Regions from separate parts of the Homo sapiens genome. Here regions 1 and 2 are each linked to region 3. A link is a contact called in ENCODE Hi-C or POLR2A ChIA-PET data. All regions are on one chromosome and are shown on one strand. Each heading gives the region's core, a stretch centred on a gene start or an enhancer-like site at or near the end of the contact. The rest is flanking DNA. Distances are from core to core; before and after follow the strand shown.

What was found. A loop is a pair of places that touch in the nucleus more often than their neighbours do. ChIA-PET counts read pairs that join two places held with the same protein, here RNA polymerase II (POLR2A). Pooled maps may share reads with other maps.
Region 1: a map with no recorded cell type shows a loop between it and region 3 (18-fold over the local background). The contact joins the promoter of VPS72 here to the promoter of TDRKH in region 3. A Hi-C loop is called at or near these places in 1 of 37 single-sample maps with no recorded cell type and 8 of 50 pooled maps. POLR2A ChIA-PET finds 5 or more read pairs at or near these places in 2 of 52 experiments (CD4-positive, alpha-beta T cell and GM12878).
Region 2: a pooled map shows a loop between it and region 3 (16-fold over the local background). The contact joins the promoter of PSMD4 here to the promoter of TDRKH in region 3. A Hi-C loop is called at or near these places in 8 of 50 pooled maps.

What each region holds. Positions count from the first base shown.
Region 1 is chr1:151,188,915-151,191,614 of GRCh38, reverse strand. It overlaps VPS72 (vacuolar protein sorting 72 homolog), which reads left to right and starts at 1,418. Exons shown (of 6, transcript NM_005997.3): 1 at 1,418-1,610. The coding sequence starts at 1,494. RefSeq lists enhancers at 1,274-1,333, 1,374-1,443.
Region 2 is chr1:151,253,313-151,256,012 of GRCh38, reverse strand. PSMD4 (proteasome 26S subunit ubiquitin receptor, non-ATPase 4) reads right to left here and starts at 1,279. Exons shown (of 10, transcript NM_002810.4): 1 at 1,205-1,279. The coding sequence starts at 1,230. RefSeq lists a silencer at 1,018-1,157 and an enhancer at 1,198-1,387.
Region 3 is chr1:151,789,107-151,791,806 of GRCh38, reverse strand. It overlaps TDRKH (tudor and KH domain containing), which reads left to right and starts at 1,307. Exons shown (of 13, transcript NM_001083965.2): 1 at 1,307-1,427. It overlaps TDRKH-AS1 (TDRKH antisense RNA 1), which reads right to left and starts at 1,058. Exons shown (of 2, transcript NR_146292.1): 1 at 562-1,058. RefSeq lists a silencer at 1,363-1,622.

The DNA.
Region 1 (2,700 bases), core at 169-2,668, 600 kb after region 3:
ACCTCCGCCTCCCGAGTTCAAGCAATTCTCTGCCTCAGCCTCTCGAGTATCTGGGATAACAGGCGCCCACCACCACGACCAGCTAATTTTTGTATTTTTAGTAGAGATGGGGTTTCGCCATCTTGGCCAGGCTGGTCGTGAACTCCTGACCTCATGATCCACCCCCTTCGGCCTCCCAAAGTGCTGGGATTACAGGTGTGAGCCACAATTTTGTGTCTTTTAACAAATCTTTCCCTGTCCCTTCCTTCCCCCTGCTCTTCCCAGCCTCCAGTATCCTCTGTTCTTTCACTTCTATGAAATCAACTTTTTAAAAGCGTCACATATGAGTGAGAACATGCAGTGTTTTAACTTTCTGTTCGTGGCTTAAGTCAGTTAACATGTCCTCCAGTTCCATCCATGTTGCTGCAAATGACAGGATTTTCTTCTTTTTAATGGCTGAAAAGTATTCCATTGTGTATATACACCCTATTTCCTTTATTCATCTGTTGTTGGACACAGAGATTGATTTCCTATTTTGGCTACTCTAAGTAGTGCTGCAATAAATATGGGGGTGCATAAATATGGAGTGCAGACGTCTCTTGGATATACTGATTTCCTTTTTTTTTTTCCTCCTAAATTGGCTTCCTCAGGTTGAATTATGTCCTTTCCTTTGGATAAATGTCTATGGCTGTGTTTTTAACCACAATACTATGCTTCCTTCCTCAAGGATTTTTGACTTTATCTTGTAGATGATGTGGAGCCATTAAAAATGTTTGAGGACAGGAGTGGCAAAACGTGGGTTTTTAGAAAGTTTCCTACTAGCAGCAGTGTAGAAAATGGACTGGAGCGGAGAGAATGACCTCTTCTAAAAGAAAATGTGAGCTGGGGGCGCAGGCTTATGCCTGTAATCCCAGCACTTTGGGAGGCCGAAGCGGGCGGATCACCTGAGGTCAGGAGTTCGAGACCAGCCTGGCCAACACGGTGAAAGCTGTCTCTACTAAAAATACAAAAATTAGTTGGGCATGGTGGCGGGCGCCTGTAATCCCAGCTACTCGGGGGACTGAGGCAGGAGAATCGCTTCAGCCCGGGGGACGGAGGTTGCAGTGAGCCGAGATCGTGCCACTGCACTCCAGTCTGGCGACAGAGCGAGGCGAGACTCCGTCCCTACGGAAAAAAAAAACCATATATATATATAAAATAAAAATAAATAAAATAAAATGTGTTGACTTAGGGTTATGGGGGTCTTCGTACCACCAAGTGGACTCATTGAGCAAGGGAGATCGCTGGGTACTAGAGCAAGCGGCCTAGAGCATCCGCGCAGGAGTAGGAGAGGCTGAAGAGTAAAGAGGGTTTAGAGGGTGGGACTGGGAGTCTCTCGACACTCTGTTACTTCTGCCTGTAAACGCCCGACTTCCGCCGCTGGTGGCCACCCGCAGGTAGTGATGTCGAGCGTCGAGCTCCCAAAACCGAGCTGGTGAGGGGCTGCAGGTGGCGGCGCAGTCTCGGTAGGCGGTATGAGTTTGGCTGGGGGCCGGGCACCCCGGAAGACCGCTGGGAACCGGCTTTCTGGGCTTTTGGAGGCAGAGGAGGAAGATGAGTTCTACCAGACGACTTATGGGGGTTTCACAGAGGCAAGATCCGGGCCTGGGAAAAGGGAGGGGAGGAGGCAAAGAGGAGCCCTGAAGGGAGAAACCCCGGACAAAGAAGAAGAGGGCGGGGAATAGAGAGGAGCTCTGGGAGCTGATACTCGAGTTGGGTGGGTGAATCGGAGCCGGGGGGCGAGGCGGGGGAACGGATAGTGTGGAGTCCTAGAAGGGAGAGCTCTGGATGGGGTCAAAGGGGCCTGAGACGGAGAAGCTCTCCGGAGGCACTCCAGAGAACAGAGAACGGCAGAAACCTACCGTATACTTGCGTGGTTGCATCTTTCACTGTACTTCTGACGTCCAGCATACACGAGGCACACACATAGTAGTAGACAGTTGCTCGATGTATACTCGTTGGCCCACTGCTGGATTATTCACCTGAGACATGGAAAGGAACCGCTCCAAAAGTAGAGGAGCTTAGCCCACTTCTTTTTCAGCTTTCAGGTCTCAGTGTAAATGTTTTCTCAGGAAGATAACCCTTCCTTGACTATCCTAACAAGTGTCCCCATTTATTTCTTCCACAGAACATATTTCAATTTGCAATTAGATTTGGTTTGCTTACTTGCTTATGCTTTTCTATTGCATTGTAAACTGTATAAAGTTAGAGATGGTCTGTTTTGTTCAACATTATGTGTGAGGTGTCCGGACTGGGCTGCCACTTGCTAAATTTTTATTAGTTGAATCTACCCGTTTATTAAATGTGTTGAGTACCCAGAGCATGCCATCGGTAATAGGTTGTTTTAGGCTCTAGGGAAACAGAATATTAAAAACAGTGCTCTGTCCTTACATACTCCATGCCCCAGTGGGGTAACTGCCTGGGTTAACAGTTAAAATACTGTGTGATAGGCCGAGCACAGTGGCTTTGGCCGGGCACAGTGGCTCACGCCTGTAATCCCAGCACTTTGGAAGGCCGAGGCGGGTGGATCACAAGGTCAGGAAATCGAGACCATCCTGGCCAACATGGTAAAACCCCCTGTCTCTATTAAAATACAAAAATTAGCCAAGCGTGGTGGTGTGCGCCTATAGTCCCAGCTACTCAGGAGGCTGAGGCAGAGAATCGCTTGAACCTGGGAGGAGG
Region 2 (2,700 bases), core at 30-2,529, 540 kb after region 3:
ACCTCAATATCACTGATCATTAGAGAAATGCAAATAAATCAAAACCACAACGAGATACCACCTAACACCAGTCAGAATGGCTATTACTAAAAACTAAAAAAATAACAGATGCTGGCAAGGTTGCGAGAAAAGAGAACACTGTTCTATCGTTGGTGCAAGTGTAAATTAGTTCAATCACTGGGAATCACTTGAACCAGGGAGGCGGAGGCTGCAGTGAGCCAGACTGGGCCACTGCACTCCAGTCCGGGAGACAGAGCGAGACCGTCTCAAAAAAAAATTATTCATCGTTTATCTGAAACTCAAATTTCACTGGGCATCCTGTATGTTATCTGGCAATGCTATGCTCCCCCGAGAAAATAAAAAGAAGAAATCTCATAGGTGCCTGTTTCACCCAATCGGTGATTTGTGTTCGTCAACTATTCTGTATTACATTCAGTGATTACACTTAGAAGGAACTCTTGAAACCCTGCAAAAATTTATGTCCTCCTCTTCTAATGTGACTCGTAATAGGTACTCAGCCCAAGCCTGAAACTGACAAAGAGAGCTACCTCACCGGATAAAGCCTTTGTGTCAGACAGCCGTGGGTTTAAATCTTGACTCCACCACTTAACTAGCTGTATGATTTTGGACAAATCACTTAAAATCGCTGAGACTCGGTATCCTGAACCGTAAAATGGAGAGATAATTTACCTTAAGGTGTGGTTGTGAGGTATAAGTGAGATAAACAAAATGACTGATACATAAAAAGCAATCTGTAAATGGTACCTTTGAAGATGATACAGGGAAAGGTAATGAAGTTAGAGACGAGGGAATGGGGAGAGGAAGGGATTAATAATCTATTTTCCTAATAGACGTTATTTTGCAAAGAAAGGAGGGCAGAAAACTATTACGATGAGTCCGAAAAGCAGAACTGTAGCTAAAGACAGACCCGGGCTGCTCTAGAGAAGACGGCGCTAGAACAGAGAAAGGAAGCAGGAATGACCAGTCAATGACCGTCCCCCTGGGGGTAACAGTGGTAACCCGGGACTATCCGCCACTCCAGGGCCCCGGGATGACTCAGGGAGTCCAGCGGGCTCCTTACCTCCGGGGCCAGGGCCGCCTCTCGCCCATGAGCCCCTGGCCCCCACCCCAGGCCCTCCCTGCCTTGGCGCTACACGCGCCCGGAACCCAGCTCTGCCCCTCCTGCCCCGAAGTAGCTCCTCACCACACCATAGTGCTTTCCAACACCATCTTGCCACCTTCCTCCCTCCCGACCGGGTCTCCGGGACGGCCTAACAACAACTCCTCCAATTGGCCCGTCGCTCTTCACCAATCACAGACCTCGGCTTGGCCAGCTGCTTCCGCCTCCGTCCCCCACGTTGCGTTCTGGGAGTTGTAGGTGCCGCCAAACAAATTTGTAGGCGTCTTGAGGGTAGTTGAAGGGAATCGCGGTAACACAAAAAACAGGATCTAGCCTCCACTTTCCCTGCCATTGCAGTTCTCAGTTGGGGTTTCCCGCTGGCCGGATCTCAGGGGAGCTATGGAGGAACCTTTGAAAGTGCTGTGTCGATTCCGGCTTCGGCATTTTAAAAAAGTGTCGGGATCGGCCGAGCGCGGTGGCTCACGCCTGTTAGCCCAGCACTTTGGGAGGCCAAGGCGGGCGGATCACGAGGTCAGGAGTTCGAGACCAGCCTGGCCAGCATGGTGAAACCCTGTCTCTACTAAAAATACAAAAAATTAGCCGGGCATGGTGGCGCACGCCTGTAATCCCCGCTACTCGGGAGGCTGAGGCAGGAGAATTACTTGAACCCGGGAGGCAGAGATTGCAGTGAGCCGAGATCGCGCCACTGCACTCCAGCCTGGGGGACAGAGTGAGACTCCGTCTCAAAAAAAGAAAAAAAAAAGTGTCGGGATCGCTAATGACTTTCTACAGCCCTCAGTTCCCTGTAGAATTTTAATTCAACAAGCCCTTATACCCTTCAATTGAATTTATTTGTATATTTATCTCCTCCCTCGTTTAACTAAGGGTGGGCAACGTGCCTTTTTTTTTTTTTTTTTTTTTTTTTTTTTTTTTTTTTTTGAGACGGAGGAGTCTCGCTCTTTCACCCAGGCTAGAGTGCAGTGGCTCGATCTCGGCTCACTGCAACCTCCACCTCCTGGGTTCCAGGGATTCTCCTGCCTCAGCCTCCCAGGTAGCTGGGACTACAGGGGCATTCCACCATGCCCGGCTAATTTTGTATTTTTAGTAGAGACGAGGTTTCACCATGTTGGCCAGGCTGGTCTCGATTTCCTGACCTCAGATGATCCACCCACCTCAGCTTCCCAAAGTGCTGGGATTACAGGCGTGAGCCACCACACCTGGCCGGCAACGTGTCTTAATCTTTACAATTCCCTAAGCCCAGTACAGAGCCCGGAAAAGATTTGACAACTCAATTATATTAACTAATCTGCCAAAGAACAAACCACTAAACCGTTTTGGTTAATCAAAAATTACATTCAAGGCCTGATGCAATGGCTTAGGTTTTATAATCCCAGCGTTTTGGGAGGCCCAGGCAGGAGGATCAACTCAGGCTAGGAGTCTGAGACCAGCCTGGACAACACAGCCAGACTCCGTCTCTACAAAGTTTTATTGTTTGAGACAGGGTGTCGCTCTGTTGCCCAGATTGGAGTGCAGTGGCCTGATCTCGGCTCACTGCAATCTCCACCTCCCGGGTTCAAGCC
Region 3 (2,700 bases), core at 58-2,557:
TAACCTTGTTTCTTCTGAATTTTGTAGAATGTAAATGTATTACTTATTCAAAACGCATACACATTTTTATATTAATAGAAAGCAAAACCTGAGGCCCAAAGGCATCTGCCTAATTGACAAAAGATACAACCTTGCGTTCTTTCAGCAAATATTTATTGCTCATCACCTGCCAGGTATTGTGATGGAAGCTAGTGCGGAAGATCCCCCAATGACCAGGATCGCCCGACCCCTGTTCCCAGGGTGAGCCCCTAGCGCGGAGCGGGGACAGGGTGGACCGAGTAGGGCGCAGTGCTGGTCTCGCGAGGCTCCCTGCCCCACGGAGGCAGTAGCAGGACCCAACCGTTCCTAACCGTCCAGGGACCAGGACAGCGTCTGGAATAAAATCTTCCAAAGCAAACTTCCGCCTGCGGAGACCCGCTCCCTTCCTCGCCCCCACAGAAACGCCCCCCGCCACCACCCCCTCCCCCGGCGTAGGCCTTCACGCTGTCGCCTCGACCCGTTTCCTCGAATCCCCAGGGAAGGGTGGGCCCCTGGCGCCCCTATGGCCCGCCGCCCCCTTACCACCGCGGTCGGAGCCCGGGTCTCACTCTCCTGCCGCTGTTTCGGGCCACACCGTGTGTCCGTGCCTCCGCAAAGGAATAGAAGAGTGGGTCCTCGCTCTCTGCGGCGCACCGCTTGTCCCTTGACTTCCTGTCCATCTACAAAGCCTATTTCATGTTTTCCAGAAAGAAAACGTTTTCCGTGTCTCTTGAGTCCTCATCGCCATATGCGGGGCGGGACCGATCTATGCAAAAGATCGCAAGAGAAAACTGATGGAGCATCGCCCATCATGAGGCTGCTCTCCCGATGGTCACTGAGTTGTGTTGTGGCACTGTCTTTGTACAAAGACACCAATTTTTGCGAACGGTGCCACTCATGATTCAACGCTCTCATGCCTCGGTCCCAGCTGCTGGAGCGCAGATTTTCCTCCAAGGGTTAGAAGATAGAAAACTCCTCGGTAATTGGCCTAGAGGTGGTCTGCGAGGACGCCGGGAAGCTTGTAATTGGCTGTTTAATTCTCAGCAGGTGCGGTCTCAGTTAACAACATCTGCTTTTCCTGGATCTTATTGGCTGACAGGGTGGGCCTGCTTTGGATTCCATCCGGGTAATTGGGCAGCGGCTAGCAGCAGCCACGTCGCTCAGGGGCAGCCCGCGGAAGGATTGGTTGTGACGGGAGAAGGCGATTGGTCGGACTGCGAGCAGGGTGTTGATTGGTGCTGTCGGGCTGCGGGGGCGGGGAAGTGGCGGCTGAAGCGCCGCCGGCGGGGCTCACTGTGGTGGTGTGAGTGGGAGGCGGCGGCGCTGGTGGCTGCAGCTGGGGTGAGGCGCGAGGCGGCGCACTCGACGGCTGACTGGAGCAGCGGTAAAGGCGAGGATGGAGACCGAAGGTTTGGGGAGTGGGAAAGACAGGGTCATGGGCAGCCCTGGCCACTAGGAGACGGAAATGCGGGAGCGAGGGAAGGGAGGGGTCTGGCGTGCCCCGGGGCGAGGGAAGGATGTGGGGCGCAGCGGGGGAGTCAGAGCCCTGGGCTGTGAGACGCCGCTCGGGGGCAACTTGACCCACTGGGAACTCGTAACTGTATCTGAGGAAGATGCTCCAGTCACCCGCTTACGCCACAACGGACCCGGTGCGGGAGCGTTTGTGTTTGCCCTGAGTCAGTTCAGACTCTTCCACTGGGCCTTTTTGAGACTGAGAGCTGCCATCCGTATATCACTTTGCCTTTAACTTTCCCCAGCTTTTTCTTTAGTTATCGCTAATAGGATGGCTGTTTACAGTCGTCAGAATAATACATTGGGGTTTTTGTTTTTCCAGTATCCCTCATTCCTTAATCCAGGTATCATCGTGGGGGTTGGCTGGAGACCCCTATTTCAAAGACTGACTTTTAGACCCTTTCCTTGTTTTGAGAGAAAGGGGTTGACACTTTTTTTTTTCTCGTGAATTTAAAATAAACGTACCAAGGATGAGAACATTGAGCTGCTTCGATTCAAGCATGTCACCATGTTGTAGGTTCTTTGTAGGTTCTGGTTATTAGGAGATACTGGAATGAGTTATCTATGCTTTCATGGAGCTAACAATGTGATTTGACTTCTCATCACATCCTATTTGACTCCTGTCATTTTAAATGATAAAGTAAGCCTTAGCGATGCATATCAGATAGTTTTTGGCAATTGTTCAATACAAATGTCAGGAAATTTCAAAGTTAGCTTTCACTGAAAACCATTATCTAACCACATTCCTCACTGAACAATGATCCTCATCTTCTCTTCTTAGCTTCCCCTAGAAACTGTGGTCTTAAGTTCTAGTATTTTCCTCCTTCCCATTCAATTTTTAAGTAATAAAATCAAACACAAGCTAGCAGTCAGTACTATGCAGTTATCCCCGTTTACATTATATTATTTTCCATTTCTCTTTAAGAGAAACTTATAGCTGAAAGGATATGAAAATTGTGAACAAAACCATAGTGACAGATCAAGTAGAGTCTCATTTTTTGAGACATCAGCTGATAACTCAATTAGCACAAATTCATTTGTAATGTTTGAAGAGGAGTTAGTGAAATTTACCTTTTGCTTCAAATAGAAGTCGGCCAAAACCGCACCTATAATCTCAGCTACGCCGGACGACTGCGGGAGTTCAAGGCTGCAGTGAGCTATTATCATTCA